2 separate regions of the Homo sapiens genome follow, and region 1 is linked to region 2. A link is a loop called in an ENCODE intact Hi-C map of the cell type or tissue named here. Cell type or tissue: upper lobe of right lung. All regions are shown on one strand. Each heading gives the region's core, and the rest is flanking DNA. Links, peaks and the distances in the headings are about the cores only. Region 1 overlaps CEP112 (centrosomal protein 112). Region 2 overlaps RGS9 (regulator of G protein signaling 9).

The links. A loop is a pair of places that touch in the nucleus more often than their neighbours do. Peaks named below come from ENCODE experiments on the same cell type or tissue, not always from the same donor. Only the 100,000 strongest peaks of a DNase experiment are listed, where the experiment ranks them.
Region 1: it touches region 2 in a loop (5-fold over the local background); 71 of 110 quality-filtered maps call a loop at or near these places.

Annotation. Positions count from the first base shown.
Region 1 is chr17:66,160,486-66,170,193 of GRCh38, forward strand. All of the region lies in intron 4 of CEP112 (centrosomal protein 112), which reads right to left. Among named protein-coding and RNA genes, the nearest start is that of CEP112, 27 kb to the right of the region's middle. In upper lobe of right lung, for the core only: a CTCF peak has its summit at 5,260 (motif pointing left); no DNase peak of the experiment used is centred there.
Region 2 is chr17:65,226,817-65,236,524 of GRCh38, forward strand. RGS9 (regulator of G protein signaling 9) reads left to right here. Exons shown (of 19, transcript NM_003835.4): 19 at 459-887. The coding sequence ends at 591. Among named protein-coding and RNA genes, the nearest start is that of RGS9, 94 kb to the left of the region's middle. In upper lobe of right lung, for the core only: a CTCF peak has its summit at 5,088 (motif pointing right); DNase peaks (open chromatin) are centred at 1,605, 2,085 and 5,055; H3K27ac peaks cover 303 bases.

The sequences.
Region 1 (9,708 bases), core at 1,036-9,035, 930 kb after region 2:
AAAACAGATATATAAACCAATGGAACAGAACAGAGGCCTCAGAAATAACAGCACACATCTACAACCATCTGATCTTTGACAAACCTGACAAAAACAAGCAATGGGGAAAGGATTTCCTATTAAATGGTGTTGGGAAAACTGGCTAGCCATATGCAGAAAACTGAAACTTGACCCCTTCCTTACATCTTATACAAAAATTAACTCAAGAAGGATTAAAGATTTAAACATAAGACCTAAAACCATAAAAACCCTAGAAGAAAACCTAGGCAATATCATTCAGGACATAGGTATGGGCAAAGGCTTCATGATTAAAACACCAAAAGCAATGGAAACAAAAGCCAAAATTGACAAATGGAATCTAATTAAACTAAAGAGCTTCTGCCTAGCAAAAGAAGCTATCATAAGAGTGAACAGACAACCTACAGAATGGGAGAAAATGTTTGCAATCTATCCATCTGACACAAGACTAATATCCAGAATCCACAAGGAACTTAAAGAAATTTACAAGAAAAAAAAAACATCAAAAAGTGGGCAAAGGATATGAATAGACACTTCTCAAAAGAAGGTATTTATGCCACCAACAAACATACGAAAAAAAGCTCATCATCACTGGTTATTAGAGAAATGCAAATCAAAACCACAATGAGATACCATCTCACACCAGTTAGAATGGCAATCACTAAAAAGTCAAGAAACAACAGATGCTGGAGAGGATGTGAAGAAATAGGAATGCTTTTACACTGTTGGTGGGAGTGTAAATTAGTTCAACCATTGCAGAAGACAGTGTGGAAATTCCTCAAGGATCTAGAACCAGAAATACCATTTGACCTAGTAATCTCATTACTGGGTATATACCCAAAGGATATAAATCATTCTACTATAAAGATACATGCACACGTATGTTTATTTCTGCACTGTTCACAATAGCAAAGAATTGGAACCAACCCAAATGCCCATCAATAATAGACCGGATAAAGAAAATGTGGCACATATACACCATGGAATACTATGCAGCCATAAAAAAAAGGATGAGTTCATGTCCTTTGCAGGGACACGGATGAAGCTGGAAACCATCATTCTTAGCAAACTAACACAAGAACAGAAAACCAAACACCGCATGTTCTCACTCATAAGTGGGAGTTGAACATGAGAACACATGGACACAGGGAGGGGAACATCACACACCGGGTCTGTCAGGGGATTGGGGGCTAGGGGAGGGATAGCACTAGGAGAAATACATAATGTAGATTATGGGTTGATGGGTGCAGCAAACCACCGTGGCATGTGTATACCTATGTAACAAACCTGCACATTCTACACATGTATCCCAGAACTTAAAGTATATTAAAAAAAAGAATAAAAAAACTCTGCACGAATTTAAAAATAAGTAAATACATATCACATTACACTGTAAAAAAAAAACTTAAAGTATAATTTTCTTAAAAATCAGATGCAGAACTGTGAGTCAATAAATTCTGTTCATTATAAATTACCCAATCTCAGGTATTCTCTTACGGCAGCACGAAATGGACCAAGACACAAGTGAAAGTGAAAATGCAAGCCACAGAGTGAAAAAAGATATTTGCAATACATATATTCAACACAGAATTAGTATCCAGAATATACAAAGACAAATCGACAGTGAAAAGACAGACAAACCATTTTTTCCATACTTAAAAAAGATCAAAGACTCAACCAGAAACTTCACATAAGAGGATATCCAAATCATCGATAAACATTAAAAAAGATCTTGATATCATTAGTCATGAAGGAAAATGCAAATTCAAACTATACATCTGCCATACCAGAATTGCTAAAATTATTAAAAACTTACAAACCGAGTTTCAGCAAGGATGGAGAGCCATGGGAACTTTCAATCTTGCTAGTGGAAATGTAAACTGGTACAGCCACTTTGAGAAATTTTATCAGCAGTGCCTACTATGATTACACTTCTAAGTCAACACTCAAAAAAATGTGTATACTTGTGTACTAAGAGACATGTAAAAGAGTATTCACAGTAGAATCACTTGTAATGTCAAAAACCAAAAGTCCAACCATGGTACAATGGATATATAAATTGTGATATATTCATACAATAATTTTAAAAATCCATTGCTAAATGCAACAACATGGATCAATCTCACAACATAATGTTGAGCAAAAGAAGACAGAAACAAAAGGGAACACGCTTTATGAATCAAAAACAATGAAAACGAATCTATGGTAACATAATACAGAATAGTGGTTCCTTCTTCAAGAGGTGATAAATGACTGGGAGAGAGCAAGAAAGAGTTTCTGGGGAGGTAGCTATATTCTCTATCTTGACCTGGAAAGAGATTTCACAGATATATACATTTTGTAAAACTTCATCAAGCTTTACACTTTGATGTGTCTTGTTGTATGTGTGTTGTATTTTGATTTTAACATTTTACCAAAAGACAAAGAATGAACTATAGCTATATTTATTAACATGGATAAATCTGAAAAATATGATGAGTTAAAGGAGCAAGTCTCAAAATAATATATACAGTATGATTCCACTTACATGAAATTCAAAATAGAGAGGTAAATAACTGATTAACACAAAATACAGGACAGTAATTTCCTCTCAAGCAAAGGGAAGAGGCAATCGGAGAAGGGTACCCAGCGGTCTTCTGGAGAACTGTAATATACTATTTATTGGCTAGGTTGAAAGTATAGAAATGCTTATCTTCTAGTGGCTCTTTAAAGTGTACCTATGCACTGTACATGTTTTTTGCATGCATGCTATGTTTCACAGCTGTAAAATATTTTAAGAGTAATACAACTACTGAATTACAAATTATCAGAAAACCAAAATGAGAACTTCTGATTTTCTGTCTTTTCATTTATCTGAGCAGCAGGTAATATTGTTATATACCATCTGCAGAACAGTCTTCTTTGGGTATATTACTAAATATACTTATGAAACATAAAAATAAATAACAATTAATAATCCAGTAAAGTATCAAATAATGCTGAAAATTAAAAAATGAAAATAACTTCCAAAAATCCACAACATACTTATTTTAATTTTTCAAAAAGAACTTTATTAGAAAGAAAAAGAAAACTAAATGAAAAAAAATGAGATGCTTAACAAAACTAGAAAAAGGTGAGCACAGATCCATAAACACTTTAAGACTTCGTATTTCCAACTACTTACTTTAAAATGGCACACTTGATTTTAAAACTTAAAAATAAAAACAAATTTAAAAATCGTACATTTAAATCATTGTTTATTAATATATCTCTGACTTAGAACACTCAATATTTAAATTTCATTAAAATTAAATGTTAAAATATAAGCTGTTATCCATTTTTGTTTATTAAAAAGGACAACCCAAACTGTTCAATATTACCTGACAAACAGAAACTTGTGAAATTAAAAGATGTCATTACAAAGCCTCACTCATTAAAAGAAAGAAAAAGAGAAATGTGACTAAATTGTCAGAAAGCTGACTTACTGGGGGAGAAAAAAGCCTAAATGGCCCAAGGACCATTATTTTCAAAGCTGCTCCATCCCAGTTACAAATAGTTGCCACTTGGCCTCATCTTAGTAAATACCTAAGAGTGACATTTAATTAGCACATTAATGTTGAAAATTAATGAGTAGCTAAGAGGTTTTATATGTGTGAAATGTTGTATTTTATTGTGTACTCTAACAAGCAGTTTTCACTTCTCATTTATGTAGCAGTCCTATTTCTAGAGTACAAGGTTAAGTGTCTATCAGCAAGTGTCCATTGTATAAAAGATTGTCAAATTAGTCAGATTTGGCCAGGCACAGTGGCTCACGCCTGTAATCCCAGCACTTTGGGAGGCCAAGGCGGGAGGACCATTTGAGGTCAAGAGTTGGAGCCCACCCTGGCCAACATAGCAAGACCCCGTCTCTACCAAAAATACAAAAATTAGCCAGGCGTGGTGGCGGGCACCTGTAATCCCAGCTACTCGGGAGGCTGGGGCAGGAGAATCACTGAACCCAGGAGGCAGAGGTTGCAGTGAGGGGAGATCGCGCCACTGCACTCCAGCCTGGGCGACAGTGCGAAACTCTATCTCAAAAAAAAAAAAAAAAAAATGGCCAGCATGGTAGCTCATGCCTGTAATCCCAGCACTTTGGGAGGCCGAGGCATATGGATCACAACGTCAGGCATTCAAGACCAGCCTGGCCAAGATGGTAAAGCCCCGTCTCTACTAAAAATACAAAAATTAGTTGGGCGTGGTGGCAGGCGCCCGTAATCCCAGCTATTCAGGAGGCTGAGGCAGAGAATTGCTTGAACACAGAAGGCAGAGGTTGTGGTGAGCCGAGATCGTGCCATTGCACTCCAGCCTGGGCAACAAAGTGAAACTCCATCTCAAAAAAAATATATATATATATACACACATATATGTGTGTGTGTGTGTGTGTGTGTGTGTGTGTGTGTATATTTATTTATAAACAGTTTCTTTTTTGTTAGTAGGAGCTCCTCTGACAGCAGAAATTGACCAAGAGCAACTAGATGTTGATCATGGGTGATCATCACCAAAAAAGGGAGCTGCCCGTGAAATGCAAGTAAGCACAGAAGAAAGGTCTCCCATGTGGCAGAGCCAGTTTCTATGCACCAGCACCCAAGCCCTAGTCCCCATTCCTACCCCACATCCCCACCGAGACAGAGAACAGGCCACCAGCTCTCCATCTGGTCAGTCAGGTTTTGCAATGGCCAAGCAGAAGATTCGGATCTGGTACTGTTCTGCCCAACACAGTAGCCCCTAATCACATGTGGCTATTTAAGTTAATTAAAATTAGAAATTCAGTTTTTCAATCACACCAGCCACATTTCAAGTGTTCAATAGTCACGTTTACTGGTGGCGACTGTATTGGACAGTGCCGCCTATAGAACATTACCATCAGAAAGTTCTATTGAACAGTACTGCTGTAGAACACATATCTGCCCAAACATCAGGGTTATTCACAAATAAAATGAATGTACTTTTGGCAGGTAATATTTAAGAAGGTTTTACTAAGAAGGAAAGGTATTGATTGGCTCCTTGCTAAATTATCCAACAATTTCAGGAGGAGCAATTTATAATGTTATATAGTATCATTTACATATAAAAGTGGAGTTTAACAAAGTAAAAAGATTCTTTTGCATGCCCAGACTAAAAAATTAAATCAATATTTTTAAAGTGAAAAATGTTTGCTCACATAGATTAACTTCTTCAACCACAAGTGGGTTTTCATTATACTTGATCACCATCTGCTGGCCATGTTATTAAACTGCACACACAAATGAAATGCTAGCTATATTGGGGTAAGACATACAGAATCCCAGCTTTTTGCCACAATGCATTCCTGGAAAACCATATCATAAAGAGGATCATTATAAAGCAAGTCACATTTTCCATAAGGGCAGGACCATAATTAGAATCTTCATTCCAAACTAAAATCTAGCATCAAATAACCCATGGCAAAATCTCATTAAAGCAAAGATGTAAAAACTATAGTCCTCTATAATTATTTAAAATAGGATAATTATTCTCCAAGTTCTTTCTTACAGGTATGAACACATGTATTATTTAGATGACCCAACATGAGTTAAAAGATAAATATAATTTATATAAAATTAGCCTAAATCTGATATGGTAAAAATAGTAGGTAGTTAATAATAATTATTTGCACTCTCCTAGAAATCCTAAGCAATCTGGTGTAGGCTCCTAATAAAATGGCACCTAATTAAATGCCTTCTTTTTCATCAATAAATTCCTCTCAAATAAGCAGAAGCAACGTGTTTCTTCCATTGTAAAGCAGTGTTTAAAGGTCAGGGTTTATTTAACATTACTCCTCTTCACCCTACCCTAACTTTTAATCAAAGTTTTCAGTAAAAATAATAAGTGCTATTAAATCATTTTTTTACATCTTTCCCTATCCCAGAACCTCACTGCACTTTGGTGATAAGCTACCAGACCACGTATACTTCACTGAAAAGACATAAAATTACTACAAGCCATTAACAAGAAGCTTCAAAACATTTTTCACAGAATTGTAAAGCAAGAATACAACCTATTACTTTTGTGTTCTTTGAGATAAAGCATGAAGAATATATAGATGATGTGAACTAAAATCAAAATATTAGTTACCAGCCGAGCACGGTGGCTCACACCTGTAATCCCAGCACTTTGGGAGGCCGAGGGAGGGGGATCACCTGAGGTCAGGAGTTCGAGACCAGCCTGGCCAGCACGATGAAACCTCGTGTCTACTAAAAATAAAAATAAAAAAATTAGCCAGGCGTGGTGGCACACGCCTGTAATCCCAGCTACTCAGGAGGCTGAGGCAGAAGAATCGCTTGAACCCGGGAGGCAGAGGTTGCAGTGAGCCGAGATCGTGCCACTGCACTCCAGCCTGGGTGACAGAGCAAGACTCCATCTCAAAAAAAAAAAAAAAAAAACACACAGTTACTTAGGCAGCTTCAAATATATGGCGTGAAAAAATGTAAACAATGAGGCCAGCCACTGTGTGTTCCTTCTATCCTTGAAAAAGAGGCCTATTACATTGTTTAAAGATTCCTATAAAGCCTCTTTTAAAATAGAATTACCATTCTTTATTTTGATATTGTGCAGGATTCATACTTACAATCATAACCTTTCTGCAGAGTCATAATTTATTTTTCTCAGGGAATACAAAATGACTTTTAGTAACTGAAAATAATTAATGACCAACAGACTTTAAGATAATACCCTTTGGGAGGATTAGTAATTAGGGAAGCAAAAGCATGGTCAAACAATCTAACAAGCAAGGCCCTGATGAACTATTACAATAATGATCACCATACCAGTGATGATGGTGGTAGCCGCAGCTAACACTTAACAGGCCCTCTGTCAAGGGCTCTACACGTCTTATTTCACTTTGTCCTTACAACTCCATTTGCAAATGGAGATAGTGGTAGTACTAACCCCGAAGTTAGTACTACCACTATCTCCATTTACGAGTGATGAAACTGGGGTTTAGAGAAATTAAGTAACTTGCCTGAGGACAGATGGTTGCCAAGTGTCAGAAGTGGAATGTGAACAAAGGCAAACTGCTTTCTTTCAGCTCAACCTAGAAATAACCAAAAACAAAGGTATAGCTGCCCAGGATTGCTGACGCAGCACAAGTGGAAAAAAACAGATAAAACTGAAATTTCCATATTTGCTGCATAAAGTACTTATGCCTATATGATACACTAGAAAGAACATGGGTGTGAAATCATAAGGCCCTGCATTCCAATATTGGATCCATCACTGGAAAAGTCACTGGACTTTCCTGAAGCTGTTATCTTGTCTATAAATACAAAAGGGCAATGATGTCAGCCTCACTGGACTATAGAGAGGATTCAATCTGATGACTTGGAAAAGATTTCTAGAACAGTACCTAGCATGCAGTAGGAGATCCATAAATGGTATGACTTGCCTCACTTGGCCTCTGCTTTCACAAATTAGAAATACAAGTGGAATCCACAAACATTTATTTACTAGAAAATTTTTTATTTTTATGTTTAAATGTATATATATCTGTTATACAAATTTATTAATTTGCAATGTGTATGCACAAACATTTTAACAAGATGATATTTCAGAAGGCAACTGAACAGTATCTATCAAAATAAGAGTGTGATTATTAGAAATACCATAGACACATTTTTTTTACAAGAACGTTTTTAAATGTACACTCCAAACTAGTCCAAATCCCTAAAGCTAACCACCTTTAACAGTTTCATGTGTGGTACCCAGAAAGATTCCCTGCACACGAACACATATGTATCCACAGAGCCTCTAAAACACATATACACAAACACAAACGGAAGCTTCCTATACTTTATGTACTTCTTTTTAACTTTATCCTATTAGATCTTGCCATAATAACCTATATATATGTGTGTGTATATATATGTGTATATGTGTGTGTGTGTGTATATATATGTATATATATGTGTGTGTATATATGTATATGTGTGTGTATATATGTATATATGTGTGTGTGTATATATATGTATATATGTGTGTGTATATATATGTATATATGTGTGTGTGTGTGTATATATATATATATTTTTAACCATTGCACAAGATGTTGAACCAACTAATAACTCCACCAACAAAGCAATTTCTCACCTAGGAGTCCATAATAGCCCAAAACAGATGCAGGCATATAATAATCCTTCTTGATATTCTAACTGATAATTTGGCATCTTGAAATCATGGACCAAACTAACAGCCAAAGTTGTCCACATCCTTACCATTCCTGTCTTTTTGTGGGCACTTGGAAATTATATTACAAACCCTCCAACTACAAACCCCAACATCGGTATTTCACTTTCTGTCCAATAGGGAACATCCCACCACTATATAAAAAGGCTCTCACCCATGCTTCTCCTTGCTACTTCTGCCTCCTGACCAACCCTTGTGCTTCTCCACATGGCCTGCATGGTGTGGCATGCCTCCCTCCTCTTGGAAACTGTGAGAAATAAACTCTTCTTTCAAAGGCAACTTGTCTCTATGTCTGTCATCGTATAATGTCTGATTAAAACAAACCCTGGGTGCATTTTTAAATAAGGTGCCTGATGATGGATTACTAGGATGTAAACTCAGGCATTCTTTATAACAATAAAAAATTAAAAGCAGAAGAGACAGATTAAATTATAGTATATCCACATTATGGATTATCTGTAATTTAGAAGTCCACATGATACAGGTTTAAGACATAGCTGAGTAAAAAAAAGAGCAAGTCTCAGAACAGTATGTACATTATGAGCCAATTTTTAATTTCTTCTTTTTTTTTTTTTTTTTTTGAGACAGAGTCTCACTCTGTCACCCAGGCTGGAATGCAGTGGTGCAATCTCAGCTCACTACATCCTCTGGCTCCTGGGTTCAAGCGATTCTCCTGCCTCGGCCTCCCGAGTAGCTGGGACTACAGGCACCCACCACCATGCCCAGCTAATTTTTTTGTATTTTTAGTAGAGACGGGGTTTCACCATATTGGCCAAGCTGGTATCGAACTCCTGACCTTGTGATCCGCCCGCCCTGGCCTCCCAAAGAGCTGGGATTACAGGCATAAGCCACCGCACCCGGCCTGTAATTTCTTAATTATATAGGTGTGGATGTCTATTGTAAAATGATATGCACAAAATTGTTAATGGTGATTACCACTCCAAAGTGGGATAAAGAGGACACAGAAGGATTGTGACTTTTTACTCTAAATATTTCTATATTGAGGTTTTTATAAACATGTATTATATATATAGATTGCATACTTTTCCAAAATGAGGATAAAGACTGTACTAGTCATCTATTGCTTTATAACAAATTATTACAAATTTAACAGCTTTAAACAACACACATAAATGTTCTCATGTTTCTGCAGGTCAGAAGTCCAGGCACAGCTGAACTGGGTCTTCTGTTTAGGGCCACAAAAGGCTGCAATCATGATTGGACCAGACCTGGGTTCTCATCTAGAGGCTCAACTAGGGAAGGATTCACTTCCCGACTTGTGTGGATGTCAGCAGCATTCCGTTCCTTATGGCTATCTGATTCATGTATGATTTGTGGCAGCTGCATTTTCCAAAACCAGCAAACGGAATGACAGCAAGTCTACTGGCAAGATGAAGTAATGTAATCCTGGGAATAATATCCCATTACCATTGCCATAATCTATTGGTTAGAAGCAAGTCACAGGACCTGCCC
Region 2 (9,708 bases), core at 477-8,476:
TTTGGCCAGGCTGGTCTCGAACTCCTGACCTCAGGCGATCCGCCTGTCTCAGCCTCTCAAAGTGCTAAGATTACAGGCATGAGCCACAGTGCCCAGCACCCATGAAGTCAGTTTAAAGGGGTTGATGACTAAGTCCTGGTATGTCCTACAGGGACCTCCTGAATCCATCAAAACCACAGGGATCCGAGCACCTCAAAAATGAAAACAAAGCACCTTCAGAATTATTTTTCATTCAAAATGAAAATATGAATCCCCAATAAAAAGATTCCACCAAGCCAATCACTGCACACACAACCTTTGTAGTCAAATGCTCTACCCCTGAGCTATACCTGCCCCCACCACAGTCTTTGGCAAATGCACCTGGTATGTTCATCTTCAAGGATGTCAGGATGATTTGGGGAGGTGCAGTCCCTCCTGCCCCTGCCCCTACATTACTGGCTTTCCTCTTGCACCTGAAGCTTTTTCCAGATCAAAATGGATGTGCCCACGGGGAGCGGGACCTGCTTGATGGACTCGGAGGATGCTGGAACAGGAGAGTCGGGTGACCGGGCCACAGAAAAGGAGGTCATCTGCCCCTGGGAGAGCCTGTAAGGAAAGAGGCAGGCTGAGCTGGGGGCTCTGGACCAGGAAGATGCTCTGACAGATGCCATGGTATGGGCCACAGGACACACTTGCTCGAGAACCAAAGTGCATTTGGGTGACATTTGAAGATTGGGGAGACAAGATGGGGTAGATTGTGGCAAAGAATGCTCTGGCTGGTTACCAGGGGCCAACTCCTTCTCCTCTTCCTGACCCTCCCTCCCCTGGGCAGAAGAAACGCATGTGGACCAGAAGACTTTCCCTGCTGCCTTAAAACCAATAAAAGGTTAACTTTAAGTTTCTTGGAATGTTAGTGTGTGTCTGGTTTTGTTAGTAATTTGTGAGCTATTATTTATGAGTTAAACTCACGTCTTCTTCAATCTTCTGGACAAAGGGACATTGAGTCGCTTCCAAGAGCTCTCTCCTTGTCTAAATGGGTTTGTGCACAATGCTTTTCTCATCAGCAGAGCTCCCCAGGGGATGCCCCGGGGCATGGCATCTCACAGGAATGGACAGAGGGCTGGGAGCAGGCACACTCCTAAAATGCCAGGTGTGTTGCCTCAGGTCCTCCAAGAAGCAGACACCAAGGTGAGATTCGATGGACAAGAGATTTGTTGGGGAAAACACCTGTGGTAGATAAAGGAAGGGCCAGAGCTGGAGAAAGTTGAAGTTGAGTGTTGAGGGGGTTCGGGGCGGGGGGCAGTCCAGACCGTGCTGCAAGTCTGACCTCTGGGCAGGGAGAGTCTTAGATGGCAGTGCAGTCCAAGAAAGTTTTGAACAGGCTGCTGGGGTGTCCTTTATGCAGTCCAAGAAAGTTTTGGCCAGGCTGCTGGGGTGTCCTTTGTGCAGTCCAAGAAAGTTTTGACCAGGCTGCTGGGGTGTCCTTGAGCCAAAGTCATTGCTGGAGAGGGCCTGCATCTCTGGGAACGGCCCTGCATTCGTACCCCCACGGTGCATGGTCATGTGCTGGGAGATCCCGTGGAAAGCCTGACCTTGGCATGGATATGCTGGTGGATCCTGAGCTGCAGCAGCTTGGCCATCAGCCCGCGTGCTCCCTGCAGTTGGAGATCTGAGTGCTCCTTTTCACTTCCGCTGCACTAGGCCAGTGGGAAATTCTAGAGGTTTGGGCTTTGGTGTGCTCCTCCCACCTCCCCTCCTAGTTACTCACTCAACATGTGTTTATTGAGTCCCTACTATGTGCCAGACGCTATGACAGGCGCTGGGGATGTTGCTGTGAGTAGGACTCCTTGTCTCATGGAATTCATCCGGGACAGTGTTTCTCCACCAGGTCAATGTTGCCCTCTAGGGAACACCGGTCAGTGTTTGGAGACATTTTTGGTTATCAAGACTGCGGCAGTGGGTGGGGGTTGCTACTGGTGTCTAGCAGGTAAAGGCCAGGGACGCTGCTAAGTATCCTACAATGCACAGAAGCTCCCACAACAGAAGATTATCAGTTCAAACCACCAGTGGTGCCACTGTTGAGAAACCCCGCACTAGAGATTACAGCGTATGTACTTGTCCCTGGTTTCTGCGCATGCTCTGAAGTATTGCCCCAAACGGCACTGCTGGGATCATAATTAGATTGGACAGCGGGTTGCGATTAAGGGCTACGCGGTGAATAAAACAGCTCTTAAAAGTTGCATAGGAAGTCCTCACAGGAGAAAAAAATCAAGTGGTTTGCCAAACCACTCATTATACCCCTCCCCTTTAGCCCTCAACTTCCTCAGAATTCAATTAGTAGATAAGAGCCCCTGACTTGCTTTTAACCTCTGACAACTTATTTAGCCCATAAATACTGGGGTTGCTGACTCATCTCTGCACACTTCTACAAATGAATGTTGGGTGGGTGCATGGCTGAAACCTAGATTTGCTAATCCCCGTAGGGAAAACACAGAGCTTCAATACTTAAAGACCATTGCTCATTGTAGATTTTACTGAATCTATTCCACTGGGCTCACAAGAGTCACTCACAAAGGGCTAAGAAAAATTTTCCCCCAGAATGTAAGTGAGAGAGTCTGGTCCTTTCTTGGAAGAGTGAGTGAGCTGTTAACCTGATGCCTTTATTTGCAATGCTGATCTAAAATGAGATGAAAGGCGAAGCAATCCACACCCTTAGTTTACTACCAGCCAATGTCAAGAAATAAGGAGAATCTCAACCCTAGGTTTGTATATCAGTGTTTAAGGGTTCCTCTCCTAAGCCCCCAGGGTCCTAAAGAGAAACTAAGCCCACATGGAAACTAAGATCCACATGGATAGAGCGTCAATGACAGAAGGCTCCAGAATCCACTGGTTGGATTAAATAAAGTCCAGGCTATAGTTCAGTAATAAATAGACCTCAGAAGGGAGGAAGTGGGTTCAAACATGACAGAGTTTCTGTCTGTAACACAGAGTTGCCTAAAGGCAGTAGGGCAGTCCAGGTCATGGGCTGGAAGTGAATGGAGGCCAGGGAAGAGAAAAAAAAATCCAACAACCAATAAATTTTTTTATCTTGTTGCTCCACCCATCCCCTGGTCACAAGTATGATGCTCCTCCATCTTGTCTGGACATTAGAATCCACTGGGGAAACTTGAAAGATCCCGCTGTCCAGGGCACACGCACAGAGCTGTGACACTGGGATTTTTTTTAGCGCCTCTCCCAGGTGATGTCTATGTCCAGGTGAGCTTGAGAACCACTGCCTTGAGGTAGTGATTGAAGCTGGTTCACCACCCCTACACCCATGCCCATACCCAGGGGATAACTGAAAAAGAGGCAATGGTGGGAAGGTGGCTTCATCTTAAGTTCACAACCAGGAAGTAGCATGGGTCATTTCCATTCACATCCCATTGGTTGGCCTTTGGTCACATGACCATGGCTAGCTGCACGGGAGTCCGGGAAATGTAGTCTTCAGTTAGGCCAGTTTGTGAGTAGTTAAACTTCTAGAGATTTAGCTAGAGGAAGGAAGATGGGGAGAGTGGATATTGGCGGACACTTGGTCTCTCCCACAGTGGAATTATTACACAGTTTTGGGGGTAATGGGTTACACTAACATAACATAACGTAACATAACATAACATAACATAATGCAAGAGGTGGGGCAAGAGGAGACGGGAGTGACCAGTTAGTTTCTGTTTGGCCAATATTTGGTAAATGCCTATAAAATGTAGCTATGCTGTATTCCATGGTTGGGTGCTTTCCACTTGCTCAAGGCTGAACACCGGCTAGGTGTCAAACACCAAGTGAGGTCCTGGGAATAAAGTTGATTCCCTCATGGAGGTGCTATCATTGCTTGAGGAGCAAGCTGGGGGCATTGGATCTAGTCCATGTTGGGGGAGTGCAGGGCTGTGGGCTGTGGGAATCCTGCCGCCTGCCTTTCCAGCTTGGAACAGCTCCTTGATTTCCTCATCTGTGAACTGGGAGTAACAATTTGACCTTCTTCACAGGGCTGCTTGGAAACCTATAGAGTGATATGGATATAACTGTGTTGGCTGCTCAGAACCTTATGTAGTGCAAGAAAAAAACAGTTTTGTTTTTTCCCCAAGATGCTCCTTTAAACCTATGCTGCAAGTTATTTCTTTTCCTAAACCTGGATGAAAACTCTGAGAAGTCCCATAACTTTTCTGGTCACTTTTAGATAATACAGATCCTCCAGGTATGATCAGTGACAAGGACAGTCTCCATTTAGTTCTGTATGCAGTTCAATGTTAGTGTAATAAGCAAAACTTGGAACTTCATTCAAAGGTAAGGTTCCTTCCCTCCTTGGGCTTGGGCTGTTGCAGCTGGGATGTCTGCAGGGGGGTCGGAGGGGGGACCCCGGAAAAGCAGAGGTAGGGTGGGAGAACAAGGAGGTTCTTAGTTGACTAACACATAAACCATTCAACATGGTGCTCTTGGGATCCCCCTACTGGCTCTCACTTAGGTAGAGGGTTTCCTAGATTTTTGAGGCCTTCTAGCCTGATATGGTTTGGCTCTGTGTCCCCACCCAAATCTCATCTGGAATTGTAATCCCCACATGTTGAGGGAGGGACCCGGTGGAAAGTGACTGGCTCATGGGGGCGGTTTCCCCCATGCTGTTCTCACGATAGTGATTGAGTCTCACAAGGTCTGATTGTTTTATAAGTGTTTGGCATCTCCTCGGGCTCTCTCTCTTTCCTGCTGCCTTGTGAATAAGATACTTGCTTCTCTTCTGCCTTTTGCCATGATTGTAAGTTTCCTGAGGCCTCTCCAGCCATGTGGAATTGTGAGTCAATCAAACCTCTTTTTAAATAAATTACCCAGCTGCAGTTAGTTCCTTACAGCAGTGTGAGAATGAACGAACACCACTAACAGGGTGAAATCATTGAGTCTGAGAGGAGGCAGGGCTGCTTCCTGCTTATTTGCTGAGGAAGAAAAGAAGAAGGCCAATGATTCATGAGCTGGGAAGGCTGAAGGAAGCCGGGATCCGGGGATACTTCATGCCTCACACACCCCAGCTTCAGAGGTCAGCCCTCCCCTCTGGGCAGCTGTCACCTCCTCACACTTCACCAGAAGAGGGAGTCCTAGGCTCACAGATCCCTAAAGAGAGGCGGCTGGGAGTTTCTTGTTAGCATTCAGAGACCTGTGTCAGAGAAGGGAGAGGGGCTTGAAGAACGGTGCCTTCCTTTTTGGAAAGCCAGATTGGGGTGTGGGGGTAGCAGGATAAGCTGGCCAAAGTGGGGACCCATGAGAGAGAAGCATCTTGTCTACCTGTGCAACCCTGGGTGACTGTGGGGCCCTTATGTGGCTCTCCTGGCTATTGTGAGCTTATGGGGACCAGGGATGGGGAGGCTGGGAGGAGGGAGGCAAGGCTCTGTCCCTAGTGGCTTTGAGTGAGGGTTGGAACCCTCTGCAGAAAATCTCCAGCAGAAAGAAAGAAAACCCCCTCCCTCTCCTGCCGACTGCGGCCAGAAGAATCCCACTCTCGAAGGGCATTTGTGTCAAGCTCTGACTCCTAGGACTGGAGGCCCACGAAGCCTCATTCATTTTTCTTTTTTAGAGACAGGGTCTTGCTCTGTCACCTAAGCTAAAGTGCAGTGGTGATCATAGTTCACTGCAGCCTAGAACTCCTGGTGATCCTCCCACTTCAGCCTCCCAAGTAGCTGGGATTACAGGCACTTGCCACCACACCTGGCTAATTTTTTAATGCTTTTTGTAGAGATGGGGTCTCCCTGTGTTGCCCAGGCTGGTCCTGAACTCCTGGGCTCAAGTAATCCTTCTGCCTTGGCCTCCCAAAGTGCGGGGATTACAGGCATGAGCCACTGTGCCTGGTCCCTCATTCATCTTTGACGACAACCTGAGGGATTACAGCTCCCCTGCTGAGGGGGTGAGGCTTGAGCTGGGGCACCCAGAGGGACCAGAATGGGGTGGCATGTAGGGGGGATAAACGGGATCAGAAAACAATCTTTTAAACTATTCAGCTGGTAGGAGAGACCTGTGTATGGCCTCATGAGAGGCGACTGAGGGAGGGGCAGTCTCTTTTTCTTCTGGGAAGAACAGAATGAGAGTATTCATGGACTCCTGGGAGTGGGGGGAGTATATTTATTAGGGACAGCTGGCTTGGGATATTGGCTCTGGTTACAGCAGCATCAGCTATGTCTAAGGAGGGGCGGGAGCCTGCGTGCATAGAGGTGCGCGTGTGCACACAAGCGCCCAGGGCCACACTCTGGTCCATGCACAGTCTGGTCCATGCAGGCATGGACTGTCTGTGTGGCGCATGCATGGAGCGCTGTGGCTATGCGCCTGGTACTGGCACAGGTGTCAGGGGAACACTATGCCACCTCTAATACAGCGGTTACTCCATGGGAACATGGAGAGGCTTGTGGAAAGCATCACCAGGATGTTTGTGAGAAGCTCTATGCTTTACGAAGCGCACTTCTGTCTCCCTGACCCATCATGTTTAGGGAAAGGGGAGCGCAGTGTGTTAGACGAGGCAGCTGGGGTACGGAGGGGCTAAACGAATGTGACCAAAGTCATACTCTGGGCTGGTCCTGGGCACATTACAGCAGGTCTCCCTACAGAGCCTTTAGAAAACGTTTTCACAGTCCATCTTCTAACTTTTGCACGCTTTATTCCCTCACCTTAACCCGTAGGTAGCTATCAAGTTGTTTTGTCGTGAAGGACTCCATCATGGGGAGTTAGGGATTCAGACAACCACAGCTTACAGGCCTACATTTAAAGATCCCCTCGTGAATTCCTGCTCACATTTAGTCCTCACTACAGTGTTGGGAGGCGGGAGACCACCTTCAGTTTGCAGATGTGATTTCCCCACTTACAAGTGGTAGAAACACTCCAATTGAAGCCTAATGCCATTTATTCTCTCTTTCTCTGTATATACACACGTTATATATTATGTATGTAATCTATATTTAAATTTCGGAATTTTGGCCAACCACAGTGGCTTACGCCTATAATCCCAGCACTTTGAGAGGCCAAGGCGGACAGATCACCTGAGGTCAGGAGTTTGAGACCAGCCTGGCCAACATGACGAAACCCTGTCTCTGCTAAAAATACAAAAATTAGCTGGGCATGGTGGTAGGTGTCTGTAATCCCAGCTACTTGGGAGGCTGAGGCAGGAGAATCGCTTGAACCCGGGAAGTGGAGGTTACAGTGAGCCGAGATCTCACCACTGCCCTCCAGCCTAGGTGACAGAGCAAGACTCTGTCTCAAAAAATAAAATAAAGTAAAAAAATAAATTTTGGAATTTTGAAAATACAGAAAATACAATAAATTATATAATAAACATCCATATGTATATTACTTAGAATTGCCTAAAGTTAACATTTTGCCCTAATTATTTCTAATGCTTAAAAAAAGGTAAAATTTTATCTTTATTCTCCTTTTCTCATCTACCGTCCCTCTCATCTTCTATGTCAACAATTTCTTTTTCAGTAAATGGTCAGTTAATAAATATTTTAGACGTTGCAGGCCACATGTGGTCTCTCTTCCTCCTCCTCCTTCTTCTTTCTTCTTCCCTTTCCTTCAACCACTAAAAAATGTAATATCAATCACCCTTTCCTGATAAAGGTTTAATACCCAGAATATATAAAGAATTCCTCCAACTCAACAATAACAACAAAAACAAACAACTTGATTAGAAAATGGGCAAAGGAGCAGGTGTGGTGGCTCATGCCTGTAATACCGGCACTTTGGAAGACCGAGATGGGCGGATCACTTGAGCTCAGGAGTTTGAGATCAGCCTGGGCAACATGGTGAAACCCCATCTCTGTCAAAAATACAAAAATTAGCCAGGCATGGTGGTGCATGCCTGTAGTCCCAGCTACTCAGGAGGCTGAGGAGGAGGATCACCAAAGCCCAGGAAGCGGAGGTTGCAGTGAGCAAAGATCATGCCACTGCACTCCAGCCTGGGCGACAGAGAGGGACTCTGTCTCAAAAAAAAAAGGGGGGGGGAGTGGAGGGGCAGTGGGCAAAGGACTTGAATAGACATTTCTCCAAAGAAGATATACAAATGGCCAATAGCACCTGAAAAGATGCTCAACATCACTAATCATCAGGAAAATGCAAATCAAAACTACAATGAGATATGACTTCACACCAACTAGAATGTCTGTTATAAACACCAAACAAAATAAAACAGAAAAATGGTGTAGCCACTATGAAAAACAGTATAGTGTTTCCTTTAAAAATTGAAAACAGAGTTGCCATGCGATGCGGTAATTCCATTTCTGGTTAGATATCCAAAAGAATTGAAAGCAGGGACTCAAACAGATATTTGTATACCTGTGGTCATAGCAGCATTAATCATAATAGCTAAACTTTGGAAACAATTCAAATGTTCATCAGTGGAGGAATGGATAAACAAAATGTTGTCTATACATATAAAGGAATATTGTTCAACCTAAAAAGGAAGGATATTCTGACACATGCCACAACATGGAAGAACCTTGAAGATGTTATGCTAAGTGAAATAAGCCAGTAATAAAAGGACAAATACTGTATGATTCTGTTGGAGGTGTTCAATCTCGAGCAACTCCATCTTGAATAGAGGCTGGGTAAAATATGTCTGAGACATACTGGGCTGCACCCATGAGGTGAAGGCATTCTTAGTCACAGGATGAGATAGGAGATCAGCACAAGATACAAGTCATAAAGACCTTGCTGATAAAACAGCCTGCTGTAAAGAAGCCAGCCAAATCCTACCAAAACCAAGATGGTGACGAAAGTGACCTCTGGTCACCTTCACTGCTCATTATGTGGTAATTATAATGCATTAGTATGCTAAAAGACACTCCCACCAGTGCCATGACAGTTTACAAATGCCATGGCATTGTCAGGAAGTTACCCTATATGGCCTAAAAGGGGGAGGAACCCTCAGTTCCGGGAACTGCCCATGCCTTTCCCAGAGAACTCATAAATAATTAAACCCCTCTTTAGCATATAAATCAAGAAATAACTATAAGTATCCTAGTCCAGCAGCCCAAGCTGCTGCTCTGCCTATGGAGTAGCCATTCCTTATTCTTTTGCTTTCTTAATAAACTTGCTTTCACTTTCCTCTGTGGACTTGCCCTGAATTCTTTCTTGCTCAAGATCCAAGAACCCTCTTTTGGGGTCTGGATCAGGACCCCTTTCTGGTAACAATTCTACTTATATAAGATACCTAGAGTAGTCAAATTCACAGAGACAGAAAGTAGAATGGTAGTTGCCAGGGGCTGGGATAGGGATGGTGGGACTGGGGAATCAGTGTTTAATGGGCACACAGTTTCAGTTCAGGAAGACAAAAACAATTTTGGAAACGGATGGTGGTGATGGTTGCACAACAATGTACTTAATACCACTGAACTGTACACTTAAAGATGGTTAAAATCATAAATTTGATGGTATGAATATCTTAACACAATAAACAAAACTAAAGTCATTCTTATCAGAAGACTACAAAAATAAGCTACTGGCTGGATTTAGCTCAAGGTCAAAGTCTGTTAAACTTTGTGCCATATTATTATTAATTTCATTATGTTTTTAAACAAAATAACTCATTAGCGGTGTTATTATTGTGTATTATAGTCAATTCTTTTTTAGCATCAGCTACAAGTTTACCCAAATTTGTGCTCATCACTCCTCTTTGGATACCACTTCTTTTTCCTGGTCCAGTTTTCTTTGTACTGAAGTGCATCCTTTAGT